Linked DNA regions of Mus musculus: regions 2 and 3 are each linked to region 1. A link is a loop called in an ENCODE intact Hi-C map of the cell type or tissue named here. Cell type or tissue: gastrocnemius. All regions are shown on one strand.

The links. Hi-C counts contacts between places; a loop is a spot of excess contacts. Peaks named below come from ENCODE experiments on the same cell type or tissue, not always from the same donor. Only the 100,000 strongest peaks of a DNase experiment are listed, where the experiment ranks them.
Region 2: it touches region 1 in a loop (2.3-fold over the local background); 8 of 42 quality-filtered maps call a loop at or near these places.
Region 3: a loop joins it to region 1, with 3.0 times the contacts of the local background. A loop is called at or near these places in 3 of 42 quality-filtered maps.

Annotation. Positions count from the first base shown.
Region 1 is chr2:168,465,954-168,473,953 of GRCm38, forward strand. No RefSeq gene overlaps it. Among named protein-coding and RNA genes, the nearest start is that of Gm33413, 30 kb to the left of the region's middle. In gastrocnemius, a CTCF peak has its summit at 3,270 (motif pointing right); DNase peaks (open chromatin) are centred at 1,420, 3,297 and 7,185; H3K4me3 peaks cover 782 bases; H3K27ac peaks cover 1,205 bases.
Region 2 is chr2:168,738,674-168,746,673 of GRCm38, forward strand. Atp9a (ATPase, class II, type 9A) reads right to left here and starts at 3,127. Exons shown (of 28, transcript NM_015731.3): 1 at 3,009-3,127. The coding sequence starts at 3,076. In gastrocnemius, CTCF peaks have their summits at 395 (motif pointing left), 2,681 (motif pointing right), 4,225 (motif pointing left) and 5,934 (motif pointing left); DNase peaks (open chromatin) are centred at 462, 1,644, 1,940, 2,818 and 2 more places; H3K4me3 peaks cover 1,645 bases; H3K27ac peaks cover 1,236 bases.
Region 3 is chr2:168,540,103-168,548,102 of GRCm38, forward strand. The region is part of intron 3 of Nfatc2 (nuclear factor of activated T cells, cytoplasmic, calcineurin dependent 2); the gene reads right to left. Among named protein-coding and RNA genes, the nearest start is that of Nfatc2, 46 kb to the right of the region's middle. In gastrocnemius, no CTCF peak of the experiment used is centred here; DNase peaks (open chromatin) are centred at 4,248 and 5,889; H3K27ac peaks cover 2,270 bases.

The sequences.
Region 1 (8,000 bases):
AGGGGCAAGGGATGGAGGGTGGGCCTAAGGATTGAGGTTACTGCAGACAGCAAACCATTCTTGACACTGGTAAATCCACCTGGGCTGACAGTGTCCTCTGGGTCCCCAAAACATGTCAAGGAAATCAGGACCATGGGGTCTTTTCTGCACTCCCGCTTTGACTGTCCTTTGGTCTGCCCTGCCTGGAGTCCCAGGGGGCTCCCTTAGCATCTCTGTGGTCCTCTCAGTGAGTCACGCTGGGCTGCCTTCACTATCTGGGGAACCCAAGATCCATCCCTTAATTTGCTCCAGCTGTGTCTCTGTAAGCCTGAGGTCATCCAATCTGGCAGAGGAGGAAGGCCCAGCTTGTTGTGTCTTTGTTTCATTCAAATGGCTGGGACGGTGACTCACCCGGCTTCTCTCTCTAAACCAGGCCACCGTCCGGGAGTCGTGGTTTTGATTATAGACCCTGACCTCAAAAATACGCTCACATCACTTTTGAAATATTCTTCAGCACCGCAGAACTCAGCTCTGATGGGGAAAGGATAGTGAGGGGATGGCAGCCTTGGCAGGGGGCGTGCTAAACACTGCCTGGGCCGCAGTAGTCCTCCGGTGCTTGTCAGAGACTTTGGCCTGAATCAGAGTGGGGACATTAGCCTTGTCATGTGACCCAGGCCAGTGATGGACATGATGATGGTGATGATGGTGGTGATGACAACCATCATTACCATCACCATTATCAGCACCGACCACCGCACCCAACGCTCACTCTGGGCCACGCATTTCCTAATGCATTAAGTGGGCTCATTTTAACATCTAACAGCTCCTGGTCTTGCCACTGGAGTTGGAGGTGTGAGTTGCCTCATCCAGCCCTCCCAGGAGCCACGTTCAGCCCTGAGGCACAAGGTGTGAATCCACGAAGAGCAGGGAGGGAGAGTGGAGGTTGTGAACAGGCGTGTGAATGGGATGGGTGGTCAGCGGTTCATGGGAAAAGGTGGCGGGTAGTGGGGTAGCTGACTACAAAAAGGAGGGCAGCATCAAGGTGTGGTTTGTGGAGACTGTCATTATCTGTGTCCTGGCTACAGCTTGGCTGTGACTGTGACTGAGTAGATCAGGGATCAGAGCCGTCCCAACACCCACGGGCTTTAGGACAGAACGCAGCAAACAGTACATTTCACCTCAAGATTGACATGGAGAACCGGGTGAGCATCCATTCAAGTAATGAGGGCTGGTGTCAGGGGGCTTTCACGGAGATTGGAACGCCTGTGCTCAGCAAAGGGGTCAGTGTCCCATTTGGCGGAAGGTCACATTGAGGGGGGAGCTGAAGGGGTGAGATGACACAGGTGGCTTTGGTGGAGGTGCTTGTAGTGGGTGTGTCACCTTCCATCTGGTGTCTGAGTGGTGGCTTCTCCAGCCAGACAGGAGGACTCAGCTGCCATGGCTCAGCCAAAGCCTACCAGCAGATGGTATCTCAGCACTGGTGACTTGTGGCCCTCCGTGTGGTGTCTGGGTGTTGACAGATTACCTATGGTTGGCCAAAGTACAGGTGGAGGACTCCCCCCATTTGAAAACAGAAAATCCAGTGTGTCCCCAGACCAGAACTACTTTGCAACGTATCCTTGTGGGAAAAGCACAGAACTTTTGCACACAAAGCTACAAAAAATGCTCCCTGCAAATTCCCTTCAGGCTGAGTGTGCAAGAAGTTTGCACTTCAGGCTTGCATTCCCAAGAGATCTCATTATGAATATGCAAATATCCCAGCGCCTCAGCAGGTGGCAAGGATGAGGGAGACTATACATGAGCTCCTTTCAGTGTTGGCCATCACAAGGGCCCGCTAACAGGGGCCTAAGATTTCCTTGCTGGAGGTCAGAAGCCCCAAAGCAGGGTGTCCCCAGATGGCACCCAGGGCCTCATGAGAGCTAGGCAAGCATTCAACCTCTTAAGCTAAGAAGGCTCCTTTCATTCTTTATTTTGAGTCTCGGTGCCCAGCTGGCCATGAACTGTGAACTTCTTCATCTTTCTGCCTCGGTGTCAGAGGAGCTAGCACGAGGGCCTGCGTCACCAGGCCTGGCCCTCAGTAGCTTGAGGCTATGGAACCACTGTCTCTGCCTTTGTCTGGGTGCCCTCTCTCCATTAAGGCTGCTTGTCATGGGATTTGGTTTCTCTGAATGATGAGGCTGGCCTCCCCTGAGATCGGTGCCTGTATCGCATGCCCAGATCCCTCCTCTAGACAAGTCACTTCTATAGGTCCCCAGTGAGCGTAGGGAACAGGGGGAGTCATCATCCAGCCCGCCTCACACGGTGCTGTGCACTCCCCTTCTAAGTAGGGCTTCCTGAGAACAGCAACTGTGTCATTCAGTCTCTCAACCATTCATTTATCTCATTCACTCATTCGTTCCTCTCCACTTGTTTATCTTCATTCATTCATTCATTCACTCATTCATCTTTACTCACTCAAACATTCATCATTTATCCATTCATGCATTTATCATTCATACACCTTCACTTCATTCATTCGTTCATTCATCTTCATCATTCATTCATTCATCTTCACTCATTCATTCATTCATTCATCTGTTTATCCGTTCATGCATTTATCATTATTCATACACTTTTACTCATGTGTTTATCTTCATTCATTCACTCACTCATTCATTCATTTTCATTTACTCATTCATATTCACCCATTCATTCATTCATCACTTATTCATATTCACTCACTCATACATTCATCTTTGTTTATCCATTCATACATCATTCATTCACCTTTACTCATTTGCTTATCTTCATTCATTCATTCACGCATTCACCTTCACTCGTTCATCCAGCGCATATTGGTGGAACTTCTATCATTTCCCATGTCTAACGTGAGGCTCTGTAGGGAGCTGAGCCTGGTGACACTGCAGATGGGCTGCAGAGGAAGGGATAGAGGAACTGCAGTAGTGGGGTGGCTTCTAACTGGGAGTCCTGCTTTCTGAAGAGGTGACAGGCAAGCTGCATCCTGAGGCTGGATAGAAGTGGCCATGGCAACAGTCTGTCTGGTGTACTTTCTATTTCTGCATGGCAGTGCCTGGAAGAGGGCTCACCTTTGATCTCAATGCCATTTCGTCACCAAGTGCCCTGAAGTGGGAATGGCTCTGGGGACAGAACACACAGCCCTGGGATACAGTGAGATCTGGGTCAGGACAAAGGCTATCCTGTTGCTGGGACCTGAGGGGGGACAGAGCAGCCCTGGGAAGCTGCTGTGCACTTCTCTGCTTGTATCCCAGCTGGCTCCTTATGTCTCCTCCAGGGGGCAGCGGGACTCCACCAGAGGCCTTCCTCCAGCGTCCCAGAGGCCGGCTGTCTCTTCTCATCTTGGAATAGAGCCTCCAAGTTCAAGTTTGGCATGAAAGGTACTGTCAGTACATGCCAGGGAGCTGGGCCCCAAGGATGCACCTCTCACACTGGTGTGCTTGGAAACTCCTTGGGAGACAGGTTTGCTGTCACTGTGGATCATAAGGCCTGACAGTTAAATCCACTTGGGGACATGGGTGTCCCCACAGACACAGAGGCTGTTTCCCCATCTTGGGGATAGGAAGGAAGTCCGTTTCCAAGGTCACACTTGTGTTCTGCCAGAGTCAAGTGCTGAGACTGTCCCCACCCCCTCCCATAAACAAATTCCCTTGACCCATTTGTCTCCCCTTTTCCATTCCCTGGAGAGAGAGAGAGAGAGGGAGAGAGAGAGAGAGAGAGAGAGAGAGAGAGAGAGAGAGAGAGAGTGTGTGTGTGTGTGTGTGTGTGTGTGTGTGTGTGTAGGGGGTACTGGGATACAGCCTAGGACCTAGCACATGCTAAGCAAATACTCCATCACTGGGCTAACAAACACAGGCCTCTTACCATTTTTTAATTTGGGGATAGGGTCTCACTAGATCTCCTGTGATGGTCTTGATTTCACTCTGGTGTTCAGGTTAGCTTTGGACTTCCAATCCCCCTGCCTCCGCCTCTGAGGAGATGAGATGACAGGCCTGTGCCTCCACACACAGCATCTTCCTCCTAGCTCTTATGTGGTTAAAGCCCCTGCTTATGCTTCAGGTAGACCTTAAGGATGGCTGGGTCGCCCAGGCCACTCCCCCGAATGGCTCTATGTTCCTCAGAGTGGTCAGGGTGAGGAGGTGGCACAGCAAATTTGGTGACACTTCTCAGCTAGGTGTGTGGTCATGGGCTGTGTCCCCTGAGCCTCTTGCTTACCTGGGTAGTGAGAAAGGCCTCCACCTCAGGCTGTCTATAAGGCTCGGTGACAGAGTCTGGTGGCAGCTGTACCATCCCTGACCACTCACCCCTGCAGCTCCTTCTTCCACGGCACCTGTTGCTCATCTCCATGCCTCCTGTACCTTCTGGGCACATGATTATAATCTAGCATCTGTGGCATACATGAATAGATGTGTCTGGACTTGAGGTTGGGGCTAGTAGCAGTCCCTGACACCCAAGGGACGCCCAGACCCTCATCCCTGAACTCAGGAGCTGATGAACACTGCAGATGTCTAAACTCTCAAGGTAAGAGTGATCATGGCTATGAATGCAAGAGGTGTGGTTATAAAAGGTGCATTCAGGGGGTGGGGCTACAGCAGGTGCATTCAGGGGTGGGGCTACAGCAGGTGCATTTAGGGGGTGGGACTAAACAGGTGCATTTGAAGGGTGGGGATGAAGCAAGTGCATTCAGGGGGCAGGGTTACAGCAGGTACATTCAGGGGGTGGGGCTACTGGTGAGCCTGACTGTCCCTCCCTTATAAACTGTGGGTCAGCTTCAGGCTGGCCAACAAGGGCTGTGGCTCACAGTATGCTGGTCCTGTGTGATGGTCCTCTGGTTTGACATTACAGAGTTTGGAGTCTCTAACATTATCCTGAACCACATTCTACTCCAAAGGGTCACAGAGATCAAGTGCACTCTGGGCAAGGCTGCTTCTGCTGTCCCTGGGAGACAGTCGCCTTGGTCTTCAGCATCTGTTTGTTTGCTTGTTTGTTTGTTTTTTAATGGTAATCCTATAAAGCAATGAGTTTCATTGTGACATTTTCCACACATGCCCTTAGGTACATTTTGCTCTTTCTCCCTTCCCCCACTACCCTTCTCGCCTCTCCCTGCCTCTCCTCTATGGATACCAACATCTTAAGCAGTCTGAGAAGCCAGGGAGCTGCTTTGAGCCCATTCCAAAGACAATCGAGCCACAAACTTGTTTTCTTCAGCATCTGTGTGTGTGTTTGTGAGACAGCCAACCCAATCAAATATTAATTGTGCAACAATGGAAGCTCCGGGGGGGGGGCTTAGCTGATCAGTGTTCCCCTCAAATGCATGAAGTCCCCTTACCCCCACGAGTTTGATCCCTAGACTGCATAAACAGTTGTGGTCCTGCATGTCTGTAATCCCTGAACTGAAAGCAAGAGGGTCAGGAGTTCAGAGTCACCCTTAGCTACACAGTGATTTTGAGGTTGGCCTGAGTGATGAGCCGATGATAGCCCAAAAAGAACAGACTAGCCAGAGTAAGAGGAGGGGCGTTGGAGTGTGTGGGTGTGGCAGCAGGTGGTACTTTGCTCAAAGGCAACAAGTTAGCGGGTTACAAATACACTGCCTTAGACAGCAGGAGTTGCTTGCTTGTCCTCTGAGAAGGTGAGAGGGTGGGGAAGAGGGAGCCACTCACTGGGAGGGCTGCAGGAGGTAGCTCATCAGGCAGATTGCTGCCATGTTCCTTAGAAGATGCAAACGCACGTGGTGATCAGGAGAGGGTGGAGGAAGAGTGAGGTTGTGAAGGGGAGATGTCTTAGTCAGGGTTTCTATCCCTGCACAAACATCATGACCAAGAAACAAGTTGGGGAGGAAAGGGTTTATTCAGCTTACACTTCCACACTGCCGTTCATCACCAAGGAAGTCAGGACTGGAACTCAAGCAGGGCAGGAAGCAGGAGCTGATGCAGAGGCCATGGAGGGGTGTTTCTTACTGGCTTGCTTCCCCTGGCTTGCTCAGCTTGCTCTCTTATAGAACCCAAGACTACCAGCCCAGGGATGGCACCACCCACAAGGGGTCCTCCTGCCTTGATAACTAATTGAAAAAATGCCCCACAGGTGGATCTCAAGGAGGCACTTCCCCAACTGAAGCTCCTTTCTCTCAGGTGGGGATCACAACCTGCAGTCCGGAAAGGAATGGAAGACAACCCCCCCACACACACACACACACCCCCACACACACCAGCCCCAGGAGCCTCGGGGTCACTTCTGAGCTGACAGAGACCTCCCCAAAGAGGTCCCCATAGTTCCCGAAACCCATGGATCTTCCACAGCAAGAGATGGTGTGAACACTGATCACAGGTGATTTGGGGAGGGTGCTTGGGCTGCCCAGGTGTGCCCTGTGTGATCATAGATTATCAGCCAAAGGAAGTTCATGGAGACCAGCTGGTGAGGCACATTGCTGGCTTAGAATATGGAGTTTCCTGGGAGCCCTGTCCCAAGGGCAGCTGTCTTATTTCCTAAGAGGCAGGAGGGGGGGTCCTCTCTGGAGGGACCTGCTGAGCATCTCCACAAACCCCACTTTGGACTTCTGGTCCCCAGAGCTGCGACTGTAAGTTTTTGACACTTTAAGCACTGCATTGTCTACAAATGTTTCCAGAACCTGTAGAGTCAGGTGGGGATTGGGGTGGCGTGGGCTCGGGAGCTGCTGGGTCTCAGAGGGGAATGTGGGGTCTTATTACCATGGGTTGTAGAAGGCAAAAAGCATTTTAGGAAGGAAAAATGTAGACAGCAGGGTCTCGGGGACTCCTGAAAGACGGGGAGGGAGGACTTGACAGCCCATGAGAAGCATAAAAAGCAAAAAGCTGGGGTGAGACCACGAGCCGGGAGATGGGAAGCCATGGTGTTTAGGATCCCAACTTAGTTTCAGCAGGGTGGGCCTCAGGAAGGGCCAGGGTTGGGCAGAATACCCTTTGGTACTCAGAGGCCCTGGGGACCACTGGTAGTATGTGAAGGGTAACTGGTAACTGCGAGCCTGGGTTTCTGGGAGCCCTGAGGTTTGAGGGCCAGGCTGCGGTGTTGCCGTGCGGCCTGCAGTGGGCGCTGTGGAGCCCCCACATCCGCTGCCTTTCTCACCTGATCAATCGCACCCCCTGGGGAAGTTCCAGTTTCACATTTGTCTAGTAAACAGCCGCTGGCTGCCCGCCCTTCCTTTACCTGCCCCATAGGAGCCATCGAGCTACAGCAGAGAGTGCTTTACAGGCAGGAGGGCCGCAGGTGACTGCAGGCTGCCGGGAGCAGATGCTGGCCTGGCAGCTCGCGGACCAGAGGGAGTCATGTCGTTATTGCTTTCTGCAGTGAAGGGAGTTGGCGCTTGCCAGAAAACAACCGCTGTGTAACCAGAAATGAACACACCAAGCCCCATGGGGCACCAGGAAGGCCTCTCTTGAGATCATTGTTTGGTTTTGAAAAATGGGTTAGATATTAGGAAGTGATTAATTTTTTTTTGTGGCTGTCTGTCTCTTGTGCATGTCAAAGCTGTTTATGATGTCTGTTTATTCAACCCCCTATCCTCCATGTACTGATGTCCTACTGTGTGCTGGGCGTGGAGAGGTAGCCCCGAGCCCAGGCAAGCACTACCCTCCTCTCCTGGGACCCACAAGATGAAACAGTCAATAAGCAAGCTGACATCTAATACCAGCACTGGCTCAGCATGTAGGGCGCCTCACGGGGTACCTTGCCACTGGGGAGGAAGAGCCAGGAGCACTTCCGGAGTTCGGAAGTGGGCACTTCCGGTACTAAGAAAGGAGAACCAGAACTGGGAGATGTGGTCTGAGAACAAGGGAGGCAAGCTGTGTGAGTGGAGATGGGGAGGAGGGAGGATGGCTGAGGATGCTACCTGGGGTCCGGATCTAAATGCTAAGGCCCATGAGGTGCTTTGCCTATAGGCAGAAGGGGATGCGAGGTATCTTGAGACTTGGTCTGGCTCTGCTGTGGGCAAGATGGGTGGGAAATAACCGGGAAACTTGAGAACTACCATGTCA
Region 2 (8,000 bases), 270 kb after region 1:
GAGGCAGAGGCTGATGGATTTCAGAGTTCGAGGCCAGCCTGGTCTTCAGAGTGAGTTCTAGGACAACCAGGACTACACAGAGAAACCCTGTCTCGAAAAACCAAAAAAAATTGTGACCTACCTGGCCTGGAACTCAGATCCTCCTGCTCTGCCTCTGCCTCCCAAATGCTGGGGTTAAAGGTATTTGCTACATCACCCACCTTTGCTTTAGTTTTTAAAGAAAAAGATTAGTTTTAAACAGACAGGTGGTGCACACCTATAATCCCACCACTGGGGAGTTGGAAGCAGGAGGATCAGGAATTCTAGGCCAACAGTGGCAACATAGTGAGTTTGAGGATAGCTAGCCTTGGTTAATGAGACTTGGCTAATAAGAGATGCCCTCTTCTGGCCTCTGGGGGCACTGCAGACATGGTGTACACACACACACCACATGCAGAAAACACCCACACATGTAAAATAAAAATAAGCCAATCTTTATTTTTCATTTGTGTGTGTGTGTGTATGTGTGGGGTGTATGTATGCACACATGCAAGCATGTGGGGGTCGGTATATGTCTCAGTGGGAGGGGGAGTGCATGCATGCCTATGCGTATGTTACATGTGCCATGTGTACCTATGAGCACAGGGGCCTGGGGCTCACAGACGTCAGGAGAGGACTTCAGAGCCACCATGGAGGGAGCTGACAGAAATTACACCCGGGTTCTATATAAGGGCAACAAGCTCTGAGCTGCTGAGCCATCTCTCCAGCTCATAAATCAGACTTGAAATAAAACAATATAGAAATGATTTCCTTTATGTATGTCTGGGTGCAGGGAAACACCACGTGTGTATGCCGAGGTCAGAGGACAGCCTGCTGTAGCTGGTTCTCTGCATCCACCTGTGTCACAGGGGACCAGCTCAGGTCACCACGCTCAGCAGTAAACATCTCTCTTCAGAGCCATCTCCACGGGACCTCACTGTTACTCAGGAACTCAGGATGGCCTCAAACTCACCAGAGATCCACCTGCTTCTGCCTCTGGCCTCTGGCCTCTGGCCTCTGCCCCTGCGGGGATTACAGACCTGGGCCACCATATCCAAGTGATTTTTGTTTGTTGTTTTTCTTTCTTTTTTTTTCTTTTTTCTTTTTTTTTTATTTTATGTATGTAAGTACACTGTAACTATCTTCAGAGACACCAGAAGAGGGCATCAGATCCCATTACAGATGGTTGTGAGCCACCATGTGGTTGCTGGGATTTGAACTCAGAACCTTTGGGAGAGCAGTCAGTGCTCTTAACTGCTGAGCCATCTCTCTAGCCTGTTTGTTGTTTTTCGAGACAGGGTTTCTCTGTGTCGCTCTGGCTGTCTGGGAGCTTGCTCTGTACACTAGGTTGGTCTTGAAATCACAGAGATGGCCCTGCCTCTGCCTCCTGAGTGCTGGGATTAAAGACATGTGCCACCACTGCCACCCATGATTTTTTTTTTTTTAAATATAAAATTATCTGCTCTCCTCTCTCCAGGCCTCTGAAAGTCAAAGCACATTCTATCCTGTAAACTTTAACTTATGCTCACACTCTTCTGATATGCACTGACCCAGGCCCTCAACCAAGACCGCCATTTAAAATCAGCAGGGGGCCTTCGGAAAGACACAAAGGCTAGGCCAAGTGGCACGGGATGCCATCCCACCTAATCTACCAAGGTGGCTGAGGCAGGAGTGTCCCAAGTAAGTCTCTCCTGTGCTCAGAGAACATTCAGAGCCAGGAGAAGAATTTCAGTGAGACCCCCAACTTAAATAAAAGGCAGAAGCAGCTGAGGATACAGCCAAGCGTTTCACAACTCTTGTCTGAGCCCAACCCCCAACTCTGGGAAAGAAACAAAGACTCACACACAGCCTCCATCCCTTGCACAGGACCTCAGAACCCTCAAAGAAGCCCGCAAGCATCGCGCAGTGCCTCCCCCATTGTTTGTGTACCGCGCCCAATACCAGGTAACTACATAAAGGATCGCCCGGGACCACGGAGGGCAAGCTGGCACCATCAGGATACAGGTCATTTCCATTCTTCACATTTCAAAATTCAGCAGGTGGGTGAATCTGTGAGCACAGAGGCCACCGTCGAGACCCCAGATTCTCATTTCATAGTCTAAAATGAGGTCAGGGGTGGGCTTCAAGTTCCCCAGGTAAACTCCTACACCTGCACACCTATTAGGCAGACCTTGTTTAAGTCAGGTTTTTCCTAAGAATCACCTGGCACAGTCCCTGCATTTAACAAGGAGACACGAATCAACCGCGGCACATTACAGTCTACTTATCTTACTAATTAAAGTGTTTATTGCAGGGGTTGGGGTAGGGTTCCACACAGAGCTCTGACGAAGTGTCTTCATAAAAACTTATATTCTGGGGGATGGGGGGGGGGCGTGTAGCTCAGTGGTAGAATGGTTAACAGGCTGGAGGACCGGGTTTGGTCCCTAGCACCATCAAACCCCAAAACAATTTAAAAAGCCAACAAACACCACCCGCAGGAAGTGTGGAGCAGGAAATGTGGGAACCGTGTTCCAGTACCTTCCCGCCCCCGCCCCCACCCCCAGGCTTTCCGTTTCCGTTTCCCACTCGGTAGAATTGAGTAGAGCCTCCGAACTGAGGCCTCGGGGAAGCCAGGCACAAAGAGCCCACAAGATGGCAGCTGGCATCTCTCCTTCCTACACTGATACCTGCTCAGCAGCCCCACCCAGCTCCGGCGTCCCACGGCCGAGCTACAGGGAACCGGAGAGACGGCGCCGCAGGCCCCGCCCAGCCGCAGCGCCTTACCTGCGCGGCCCTAGAAACGCACCTCCCAGGTCCCACCCCCAGGGGCTCCGATTGGCGGCTGGAGGCGCGGCCTGGGACTCTGCATTCTCTCCAGCTCGACCTCTGTCCCCAGGGGATCGAGCCTGCCCCCGCCCCCAGCCCCTGGCGGGGTCCCCCGCCTGCCAGGACGGACTCCCGGGGGCCGCGGCAGGTGTCCCCTCCTCCCTGCCCACGGCCCGGCCACTCACCCCGCGCGCGGCCTACTGTCCACCCGCTTCTTGTGGCGCACGGGCTGCAGCGGGATGCTGTCCGTCATGTCGCCGCCCGCCGCGCCCCCTGCGCTCCCCGCGGCCTCCGCGCCGCCCCGGGGCAGGGGGAGAAGGCGCCGGCAGCGGGCGGGCCGGGCCCGCAGCGCAGGGGCGAGGTCGCGAGCGCCGGGCCACGCGCGGAGCCGCCCGCGCGGCCCGACCGACGGACACGGCCGCACCATGGGCCCCGCTCCGCGCTGCGCCCACGCGCGCGCCCGCCCGCCGCCCGGGGCCGCCGCAGTGTCCCCGCCCGCGCCGCGCGCCCCCCACGCGCGCCTCCCCCCGGCCACGCGCCCCCCGCCGTGTCCGTGCGCGCGAGCGCGAGCGCGCGTCCCGCCGCACTCACCCCACCCCGGGCATTCTCTCCTGCTCGCTCCGAGCGGCGCGCACTCACCCCGCCCTGCTCACCCCACCTCCACGCCGCGGCCACTCGCGCGCACAGCCTGCCTCCTCTGCTGCAACCTGCGCCTCGCGCTGGGGTCCCCCGAGTTTCGGGCCGGGGTTGGGGGGAGAAGGTGGGCAGGTTTTCGGACCCCCACACACCCTGTGGCATCAATCCCACCCCTCTCTCCAGCTGCATTCCTAAATCATAATAACAGAGTCACAGCAGCCTTCACCCAGACACAGTGATCGCATGCAAAGGCTGTATCAGTCAGTCTGTCTCTCTCTATCTCAAAAAGGATATTGTGAAAATGAAAACACTCTGGGCGCCAGAGAACAGCTCAGCATTTAAAAAGCAGCCACCATTGCTTGACACACCTGCAGCTTCAGCCCCAAGGGGTCGGAGAGGGCACCTGCGCTGACGTGGCATACACCCACGCAGGCATATGCTACTTAAAAGAATAATGAAAACAAACCTTAAAACCAGCACATAGGAGCTGAGTTTGGTGGTGTATGCCTTTGATCTCAGCACTTGGGAGGTAGAGGCAGGCTGAGTTCAAGGCCAACCTGGTCTACAGAGCCTTGATGAGCCAGGGATATACAGAGAAACGATGTCTCTAAATAAATAATCAATCGACCAGCATATAGAGGGCTAGAGAGATGGTTCATTGGTTATGTTCACCAGCTGCACTTGTAGAGGACCTGGGTTCGATTTCCAGCACCCTTGTGCTAGCTGATCAATGTCGGTAGTCCAGCTCCAGGGGAAATGATGCCCTCTTGTGGCCATCGTTGGTATTGCATGCATATGATTCAAACATATGCAAAAAAAAAAAAAAAAAGTAAAATACACAAATCTTTTTTAAAATGAGTATGTATGTCAAGTCCCTCAAGATGTAACACCGTGTAACTACCATAAACGATGCTGAACTATGAGGGGCAGTTTCTGCTGATGTTTTCTGCCAGGGTCCCTATCTTTTATAGTATTTTCTCTATCGAGAAAGGATACCAAACAAATAACAAAAGTGACTGAGATTCCAAAGACATTCCCCAAGGAAGGAGGCATCAGAAGTATTTTTGAGGGAAAACACTATTCTTCTACCAGCTGAGCTGGCTGGCTTACTTCTTCCTCTTCATTTCTAAAATGGTGCAACAGGGCCAGGTCCTAGGTTTTGTCCGCAGCATCAAGACACACGTACACTCGCGCGCGCGCGCGCGCACACACACACACACACACACACACACACACCACCACCACCACCACCACAACCACACCATATGTGCCATGGCACACAGAGCTCAGTATGTGCATATAGGTAGACCCATTAGAGTAAGAGAGCAAATCCTACCTCCGGACCCACATCTGTCCCCAGCTCCTCACACAGGATCTCACTACATAGCCCTGACCTGGAACTCTAGACCAGGCTGGCTTCAAAGAAATCCACCTGCCTCTGCCACACTAGCGCTGGGATTAAAGGTGTGTACTACCATTCCCAGCCAGCCAAAGATAGACTTGTAGTTGAGTTTAGCTAGATCCTAAAGCTTTCAGCAAGTCCCAATAGCCCTCCCCACTAAATCCAAATAACTAAACCCATTTCACCAGCAAGGCACAGGAACTCCGAGCCGCCAGCACAGAACCACGGCATCATCAGGGAGCAGGGCTGGGCTCCACACTCAGTCATCCATCGGGATATGGGTCAGGTCACAGCAGAGCCACAGCTACCGGAACCCTTTGGAGCACCAAGCAAATGCTGCCCCACATACATTCAGGCACTCCCTTGGCTCCTATGGCTAATACCCTCTCTGGACCCAAAATGTAGCAAGAGCAACTGATCAGCCAGGACCCTGGAGGCTTCCAGCACCTTCCAGCTGTGAAACTCCTCCCGGCAGACCCCATGCTCTGCAGGGCTCCAGTTCCTTGTCTGTGACAGAGCTCAGATAGGCAGCGTTGGAAGGAACATTAGTCAGCCATGAGCAATAGCAGGGCTAGCATGCATGCCAGACGCACTGTATGGGCAAGGCTCCAGGGCAGCAGAATGTGCCTGTGTGTGACATAGTCTCCATAGGTAGCCCAGGCTAGCCAATTTTTCTGCCTCAGCCTCCTGAGTGCTGGAATTAAGTACAAGTCCCACCTAAAACAAACAAAGTTCTTTTTAAAAGGTTTCACTCTCATAAGCCACTCTCTGGAAGAGAGAGACACTTAAAGCCTCGGTATCCAATGAGTTAGAGGCTCTCCTGGGCTACAAGGGGAGTTCCAGGCTATTCTGAGCTACATGGCGAGAACCTGTCTCAAAAAAATAAAGGAAACCAGCCCCATCCGTTCAATGGGCTGGGTGTCTCTGACTCCTGGGTGTCTAGAAAGATCTTTGAGGGGCTGAGGAGATGGCTCAGCGGTTAAGAGCACTGACCGAAGGTCCTGAGTTCAAATCCCGGCAACCACATGGTGGCTCACAACCATCCGTAATGAGATCTGGCGCCCTCTTCTGGGGTGTCTGAAGACAGCTACAGTGTACTTACATATAATAAATTTAAAAATTAAAAAATTAATTAATTAAATGAGAAAGAACATTATTTTTTTTAAAAAAGCTATAAAAGAATAAAAAATGGAAAAATAAAATAAAATATCGTCCTGAGGAAAAGCCAAAAAAAAAAAAAGCTATAAAAGCCGGGCGTGGTGGCGCACACCTTTAATCCCAGCACTTGGGAGGCAGAGGCAGGCAGATTTCTGAGTTTGAGGCCAGCCTGGTCTACAGAGTGAGTTCCAGGACAGCCAGAACTACACAGAGAAACCCTGTCTCAGAAAAAAAAAAAAAAAAAGCTATAAAAAAGAAAGATCTTCAAATAAGCTGGTCCAGTCCACTCTTGCTTTCCAGACATCAGAAATGGCAGCCAGCAGGTTTCCCGTGACTCACATGAATCCCTCCATGGATAGCAACAGGTATGAACTGGAATATACCTGAGCCTCTTCCTTCAGGCCACAGAGCTTTGAGCTCTAAGTGGACCCCCATGCAGTAGGCTGCTTACATGCTCTTTTTTGGATCTGACTAATGAGCTGGCTCAGGCGAAGGCAGACTGTGGCTGAACAGTCATCTAGGTCCCACGCCCATGTAAAGGTGTTACTGAGAAGACTCCCCGGGGCTATCCTCTGACCCACGCCATTCATATGGGCGCTTTCGAAGATGTGTACGTGTGTGCGCTCGCGTACACACACACATGCACACACTCTTAAGCAGACACCACCTTGCACAGTAGCAGACACACATATGCACGCGTGCGTGCGCACACACATGCACATGAAATGACAGCTACCTAGACAGCTCAGCAGTTAAAGGTGTTTGCCACCAAGCCTGGAGGGCCGGAGTTGAACGTCCCCGATCTAGGCGGGAGGAAAGGTTCAGCTGCCACGGAGTCTCCTCTGACCTCCACACTCACAACTGGCTCACACACACACCCTCGTGAGTAATAAAAACAAGTAGAACTTTCTTAAATGTTTTGAGGAGGGCATGGTGGTATATGCCTTTAATCACAGACTTACGGGGCACAAAGGCGGGCAGATCTCTCTGAGTTCCTATATATATAGTAGGAGCTAATTTCAACTTATTTTCAAGCCAGGGTTTCTCTGTGTAGCTCTGGTTGTCCTGGAACTTCAACTGTAGACCACGTTAGCTTTGAATTCACAGAGATCTGCCAAGTGCTAGGATTAAAGGTGTTCAACCCTCACTGGGCCTCCCCAATGCTAGGATCAGAAGTTTGGGACACATGTTTACCTTTTAATAACCCAATCCCGCTCTTTTGTCTTTGGAAAGCAGTGTTTATAGGGCCAGGCCGGATAGCTACAGAATCTACATTCTTACACTCAGTATCATACAGCCAGCCAGACTAGCCTTGAATTTACCTTTTTCCTCAATTCCTAGAGTGGGGATTATGGGTGTGGACCCACACCTGGCTTTAATCTACAATACTGTTGTTTCCAGAAAGTGTTCCAGGAAGTGCAGGGGAATCCAAGGTAGGATTCCATCTCACTGTTCTCACTAAGGGCCTGCTTGGAACAGTCCAGGCACTAAGATGCTAGACTCAACAGGAAAGAGAAACTGTCCTTGGAAGGGTCTTTTGGAAGCTCGCAGGAGACCCCGAGAGAATGGATATCCTACCTTGTCCATCAGCTGGGATAACCTAGACCTGAGTTAGCTTTGGGCTATTTTGTTATAAATGGCTGCCATGGAAATGCAGATGGTCCCACCCACTAAAGGTTTGCCCTGTGGGCATCAGCTATGTTTCCCACCAGTTTGTAAATTCATTTCAATCTTCCTGATAGTATGTAATTTAAGTGTTCTGCTTAGCTGGAGGGCTATAGGGTGAGGCAGAAGTCCAGTTTCTTGGAAGTTCATTTTTCTCTGTTTTGAAATCCTTAGTGTTAGCTATGCTAGGAGCGGTTTTCCCCGAGGCTTGATTCATAATTAAAAACAAAAAAACCAAAGTACAAGCTGCCCAACCTCTTGGATGGACTTGCAAGGTCTCCATGCCTCAATCCTGATGGCCTTGAACACAGGGCAG
Region 3 (8,000 bases), 74 kb after region 1:
CCCACCAGGTTTCTGGTTCCTCCTGCTGCGTCAACAAGCCCAGTGTGTTCTGATCTCAGAGCCTTTGCACAAGCCATTGTCTCTGTCCAGATGCAGATTTTCACTGTTTTTCTTTTCCAGATAAACCACACCATTGATCTATGCTCAGAGCTCTGCTTGCCCTGTGAGAAGCAGCCAGTGCCCTGTGAGAAGCAGCCATCCGATGCCCAGGGATTAGCAGGCAGCCAATACCACTTGGGTCTCCAGTCTCAATAAGAACAGTTTCACAACAAAATTGGCAAATATTAATTGGAAAGTTATGTGCGTGCAGGCGTGCATGCATACATGTGTGTGTGTGTTTATATGTGTGTGTATGTGTATATGTGTGATTTATGTGTATGTGTGTGGTGTATGTGTGTGTGTCTATGTGTGTATATGTGTGGTGTGTGTGTATGTATGTATATGTGTGTGTATGTGTTATTTGTGTGTATGTGTGTGGTGTATGTGTGTATGTGTATGTGTGTTGTGTGTGTATGTGTGTATATGTGTGTATGTCTATGTGTGTATATGTCTGGTGTGTGTGTATGTATGTATATGTGTGTGTATGTGTTATTTGTGTGTATGTGTGTGGTGTATGTGTGTGTGTATGTGTATGTGTGTTGTGTGTGTATGTGTGTATATGTGTGAGTATGTGTGTGTGGTGTGTTTATATGTGTGAGTATGTGTGTGGTGTATATGTTTGTTTGTGTGTGTATGTATGTGTGTGTGTGTGTGTGTGTGTGTGTGTGTGTGTAAGGGACCTGGGATGTCATTTTCAGGCACCATCTACATTTTTGAAACAAGGTCTCTCCCTGGCCCAGAGCTCCCCAAGTAGGCTAGGCTAGCCACCAGTCAGCAAGTCCCAGAGATCTGACTGTGTCTGCCTCTCCAGCACAGGGACTCTAACAGTGCTACTAGCCTCAGATTTTGAGTTTCCTGGGTTCTGGGGATCAAACCTAGGTCTTCTTACGTGCAAAGCAAGCACTTTCTTTGCTAAGCCAATTTCTCGGCCACTATGAGAGGCTGCTGCTGTTGCTGCTGCTGCTGCTGCTGCTGCTGCTGCTGCTGCTGCTGCTGCTGCTTCTTCTTCTTCTTCTTCTTCTTCTTCTTCTTCTTCTTCTTCTTCTTCTTCTTCTTCTTCTTCTTCTTCTTCTTCTTCTTCTTTTTAAAGAACACACTTCCTATCATGTCCCCCAAATCGTGACTTCTTTACCAATGTCCCCATTTAGCCACACACTCATCTCCTCACGTGGCTCACACAGCTGAGCCTGAGTTCCACAGTCTCGGGGACCTCACACACCCTGTTGTGCTGACTCTGAATGTTGATGGAACTTTCACCCTCAGCCACGACAGGGCAGCTCATGATGCAATCTGCCTCATACCAAACAGAGCACTCAGTGGCTCACGCACATCAGACATCTCTACTGAAGACGGCCAGCCAGTACCTACTCTACAAATGAAGAAGCTATGGCATGCTAAGGTTGAACCATGCACCCCGTCAACACAGGTCTTAGAGCACAGGGCCAGCCTGTGAAGCTACACTCTCTGACCCCACCAGACAAACTCCACACAGTGGCTTCCGGTTGGCTCGTTCACTCTAAGTCTCCAGGTAACAGAGCACAGGTCCTCAGGGGAACAGGACCTGGTGCCAGGGGACAATTGTGCTGTTTTTACTGAATGAGAGGAGGTGGGAAGGGAGTGGGGGGAGATGCAAGGAGAAGATGGGGGTGGGTGAGAGGGGGGAGCCAAAGTAGCTGGAAGGAACCAAATAGGTCTTCCTTAAGCTGATCAGGCCATGGAAACTATCACCTATTATCTCGGAACTCAGGAGTCAGAGGGGAACGGGGTCAAAAAGAAAAAAAAAAGAAACAACTGAGTCCAGCCCTGGGCTGCCTAGAGATATCCTGTTTAAAAGGACACTGGAGAATAGCTTAGTTGGTAAAGTGCTTGCTATACAAGCATTAGTCCCCAAGTTCAAACCTCAGCACCACATGCAGTGGCATGCACGGGTACCCACAGCCCAGGGAGGCAGAGACTCCCTGGGACGCATGGCCAGCCAGTATACCTGAGTTGGTTAACCCTCAGGATCAGTGAGAGACTCTGTCTCAACAAAAACAAGATAAAGGAGGGCCTGGGGATGACACCCAGTGTTGACCTCTGACCTCCATACCCGTGCGCACACACATGTCCCTTTCCTTCCACTCGTACAAAAGAGATGTCACCCTCTTCTTCTGGGAAGCCATGGACATCTCTGGGAATGGAAAGAAGCCCGTGGCTGATGGGGAGGCCTGTTACAATAGACAGAGCAGGGCTGTCCATAGCATCTGAACCACATGCCTGTCAACTCCAGCCCACGTCTTAAGAGCTGTGGGACTCTACGGTCGTACCTCGATGCTCAGATTAGCAAGGGGCATGCTCACCTCACACATCCCTTCTGAAGGCTCACTAGATGGCCATCACAGGTGCCCGAGCTTACACAGGTACCATGAAATGATAATTCTTGGACCCATCAGAGGATGTCACTGATGGCTCAATCACAGACCCCAACCGGGGAGCCGAAATAGGTAGAAAGGCAAACCACAAACAAGCTGGGGCTGCTGAATGCAGGACAGTGGTGCCAGCTACCCCAGGGTGGCTCAACAGCCAGGGGCATGGGGCCATAGCAAGCGGAATAGCCAGCTAAGAAATGCTCTGGCTTGCACGAGAACGTAACCTTCTTCCTTCCCTGGTGCCCAGGGCCTGCCTGTCCCCCGAGCTCATCTTGGAGCAGCAGCCTTCCCACCAGCTCCCTACAGGTCTGAGAAGAACAGTATGTGGCCATCACCAACCCCTTCTCCCAACAGACAGTGACCAGGTTCTCACAAACCCAAGTTCACCTTCCCAGACAATGTTTCAAACTCTTTGTCCTTGCCACAGGGAGACATTTGCCACAAAATTCTAATAGTAGTCATATCTTGTGGGTGGCCTGGGGCAGCAAGGCTACCTCTAATCTGCTAGAGGGGAAGCTCTGGAGGCCTTGGTGAGGAATGAGACTTTATTCCCTGGGGCCAACACTTCTGTGCATGTAATACCCCAGGGACTACCAGTTCTGAGATGGCGTGTGTTTGTGCACACTGGGTGACACATGTCCATGCTTGGGCCTCGTGTAGCTTCAGAATACACTTTTCCATTGAAGTGCTAGGACCAGCAAACTGCAAGCAAGGGCATGAAGGGGTTAATAATCTATCCCAGCCTTGCCCTGCTCACTAGGGCAAGTTGAAAATCAGATCGGAGGAGGGGGAGTCTTCTTTGGAGACTGGACTTCTCTTCGCCTGTTCCCTCAGCAGCTCCTGGGTGAACCAGACCAGCTCAACCCAAGGGAACTGAGTGTTGCACTGGCTGAGAGTCGCTCTGCATGTGCTTGCAGGAGCTGCTGGTGGAGCCGTGCATGGAGAAGAGCAGTGAGCCCACTGCAGATGGACGTGAAGATGGCCGACTTGCCCACAGTCCTGGGAAGCAGAAGCCATGTGCATGTGTATGTTGGGGGGTCCTCTACTGCTACACAGCAAGACTGGATCTCGTATAACCCCAGCTGACTATGCAGCTGAGGCTGGCTTTGAACTTCCGACCCTCCGGTCTCTGTACTACCATACCCAGGCTCTTGGTAGCTTTAAAACGTACACTGTATTATCAACGACAGTCGCCACTCTTTTCAACAAATCTCTGAGGCATTTTCCTCTTACCTAGCTGAAGATGCGTCCCCTTCTAGGCCTTTCTCTGGGTACAGAGATCCACATTTGGGGGGGGGGTTGTGTTTTAACATATCATTTCATCTAATGATATAGCATGACTAGTCTCTCGAGTCAGTGGGTCTTGTTTCATGAGGCACCAAAATGGCTGTGGAGAGCCGAAGCTTCCTAACAGGATGGCCAGAGAAGAAATGACTGTCACAGCAGATCCACTGGGCATACCGACCCCACCAGGGCCCCGGCTCAGCCACACAGCACGTGCAGAGCCAGCGTGTAGCTGAAACCTGTACTACTGCCCAGTGCATCAAGAGAGGATGAGCGTCCACACTGGCAGCCCGAGGAAAGAGCCATGCTCAAGTTCAAAGTCCTCCATCAAAGGCCTTCCTTCCTATTGCTTTTGCGGGGCCATCAAGCTGAGAAGTCCCAGCCGGCACTGGTGTAAGTCGAGGACCACATCTGTGCTGGGAGCTGGGTGACTCAGCCCTGAAGCGTGGGGTTGATTTCCAAGCTGGCGACTGGCCAAAGGAACTGTTTTGAATTTGCCTCAAATCAAACGTGAACAATGTTAAGTAGCATTTGTGTGTGTGTTGAATCTGGACTATTAGGAAAAGGGTATCGTCCTCAAAGCTTGCACGCTGGAAGAGAGGCCCCCGCGGTTGTTTTATGGCAGTCCTCAGCCCCGGGACATGTGTGCAGGAGACTTTTACCAACACAGACCGACCCCAGCTCTGAGTGTCATTTTGGGTATAGAAGTGACAGCTAATATCTGCCACCCTGGCCCCAATCCACCCTCTACTCACATGCATACACTGGAGCAGACAGACAGACATACCCCCCCCCCCCACACACACACACACACACACACACGACACTCTCTTCCCTACTCCCCGACAAGCATACTCAATCAGTAAACACTACTCTATTTCAATGAAGCCCCCTCTGCTTCACTTCCATTGGATCACCGCAGAGCCCCGCCCATCTAATTTCCTAAATACCACTCAAATCTGCCACCTGGTTCTCAGATCAAAGAAACTGCCTGGCTGCCTTCCTTTCATTTCATCTACCACAAGATAGTGGCTAAAATGACCTCCACTACCTTTGGCCAGAGCCTGCCACTCTTCCACTTGGATCCCTCAAGAACAGACGTCCCACTCCCATCAAAAACCAAAGTCCTTGGCTGAGGAGACCCACAGTCTCGCTGAACAAGTGTGACGACCTGCATTTAATACCAAGAATTCACAGTTTGAAAAAGCAGGTGTGGTGATAGGGAGTCCATGTGACCCTGATGCTGGAGAGGGAGAGATGGACAGATCCCGGGATACTCTGGCCAGCCCACTTAGCTTAATCAGCAAGTTCCAGGCCAATGAAAGAGCCTGTCTCAAACAACACAGTAGCTGACTCTTGAAGGGTATTGCTTAATTTTATCCTCGGGTTTAAATGCTCACCTGCCCACACAGGAACACACACACACACACACACACACACACACACCATACATACATACCACACACACACACCATACACATATACCATATACATACATCATACATACACACACATACCATACACATACATCATACATACACACACACACACACACACACACACACACACACACACACACACACTCAGGATTGGGGCAAAGTCTCCATTGTGATTCACGGTCATGTGAAACCCTCTTCCCCATATTCTCCCTCCTTCCATACAGCCACAGTGATCTTGAAACAAGCTGGGCACATGCTCGCCCAGGACCTCTATGCTAACCTCCCCTACTGCTGCAGTGGCTGTCCCTACAAACACACTGCTCTCAACCCCACCCCACGGGGCACCGCACCCTCAGCGGCACTCTCTACCCACCTGCTTGGCGTCACCTCACCTACCACCCACCTGCATCCATCACCACCCCAAATGACAGGGTGTGTTCACTGCATCTCCTTGCCTCCCCCACTAGGACACTGTCTCCAAGGGTGGCAGCTTAGCTGTCCTGTCTCATCCTTCGCCACAGCTTGCCCAAGGTCTGGAACACCCCCTCAGAGCTCAGGTGTGGCCAGAGTAGCAGGTGGGGGCAGGTGGGAGCCAGCAGCTGCCGCCTCCCCAGCCCTTCCTTTAACATAAAAGATAACTGCCCCGGCTACAGCGACCATTGTATCCCACAATGCATCTCACTCAGCACGGGCAGGACCAGGCTGGTTGGACAGCTGGTACCTGCCCTGCCCTGTTCCCAGCAGGGGTGACAGCATGTCCAGAGTACAATGAAAACAGGAACCGTTCCCATCTCCAATGCACAATGAGTACCACAGACCATGGACATGCTGAGGCTGGCCGGAAACCCCAGAGCCTGGGGGTGGGGGGCCGGAAAGGATACATTTTGATACATTTTGAAATATACCAGGAAAGTGATTAAGAGAACAAGAGAGTAGGCTTGGGCTCAGAAACAGCCCATGTCAGTTTCTCTTCATATTCTAAATTAAGAGTCAAGTCTTTCTACATTTCTCACACTAGCGGAAATTAGAAGCAGACTCCAGTGCACAGTGAACACGGGCGGGGGCTAGCAGCCCAAGGCGGCAAGATTCGCTTCCAATCACCACAGTCATGAAGAGTGGAGACTCTGAGCCGGGTATATGAGCTTTGTGGAGCGCAGGCCAGAGGTAGATCCCTTGCCCCACTGCACACAGCTCCCAGGGGCCTCTGGATGCAGTCCTCGGGTTGGGGACACACCTCTACACTTCCCTCCAGCCTCCTCTTAACCAGCTGTCCTCCAGGCCAAGAGGTGGTTTAGTTTGCACACCTTCTGGAAAGCAATCTCTGGGTGCCCTTGCGTTTGTGTTCCTTAAAGCCAGACCCATCCTTTTTTTTTTTTTTTTAAGATTTATTTATTTATTATATGTTAAGTACACTGCAGCTGTCTTCAGACACTTTTTTTTTTCTTCTCACTCTGGCCCCATTGCCTTGCTGTAGCTGTCTTCAGACATCCCAGAAGAGGGTATCAGATCTCATTACGGATGGTTGTGAGCCATCATGTAGTTTCTGGGATTTGAGCTCACAACCTTCGGAAGAGCAGTCGGGGCTCTTAACCGCTGAGCCATCTCTCCAGCCCCAGCCCCATCCTTTTGCTGGCTGCTTTCTATATTTCTCCTTGTCTAAGAGCCTGCAGGGTCCATGAAGCGGTGACTTGTGGATCATCTGGGTCAGTTTACTGCCAAGCCTCAGTTTCTCCATCTGTGAACTGGGCTGACGAAAGGGCTCAGAGAAGAGGAGCTGGTGAGGTTTGTGGGAAGCTCCTAACTGACACTCAACGCATGTGACACTCTGTTCAAATTTCTCTTCCACTGATGGCTGGGAGATGTTGGGCTAGCTGTCAAATTTCCTCTCCCCGGGTCTCTGTAAACTTGAAGATTGTCCCTCAGTTCTGAAACACAATGCTATTCAGGGACATATGGAAGAAAAATCTAAGACCTGTGTGCAGCCTGTAGAAGCTTGTATGGCCCCGTCTGGCCTGCCATCCTTCAGCCTCTCCCCCCCCCCCCCCAAGTCCTGGTCCGTCCTCGTGACTTCTTTGCTGCTCCTTAAACAGTTTCCCTAACCTTGGGGGCTTTGTTCAGTTCTCCCCCACAGCCCTCTGTCCTCCTCCTCCTCTGGGTCTTCCTGTAGCTGTCACCACCCCACATCTCCATCTTCCAGGAGCCACGCAAATGCAGAGATTCCTTGTTTTCTTTCTGTTGCTGTGATAAAATACTCCGACCCAATGCGGCACAGGGGAGGAAAGGGCTCACTGGCTTATGTAGTCCACCACTGAGGGAAGTCAAGACAGGAGCCTGAAGGCAGGACCCCGCCAGCTGTTCCACAAAGTGTTACATCTGTCCAAGGAGTGCTCATTCACTCACAGCCAAGGAAGCGCAGCAGAAATCACGGAGGGCGCTGCTTGCTGGCCCACGGGCCTGCTTCTGCTCGGCCAGCTTTCTTAAACAGCTCAGGACCACCTGCCAGGGAATGGTGCCACCGTCGGTGGGCTGGGTCCTCCTGTCTAGATCAATATCAAGGCAATCTCCAACAGATACACCCACAGGCCAGTCTGATCTAGGCAAGTCCACAACAGAGGCTGTCCTTCTCAGATGACCGGAAGCTGTGTCCAGTTACCAGCTAAAGCTGACCAGAGCACAGGGCCGTCTCTGAGGAACCTGGTGAAAGCAGAGGGTCTTGACATCACAGGGCTTAGTCCATTCCTGGCAGCAGCAACTTTTAATGATGCGTTCA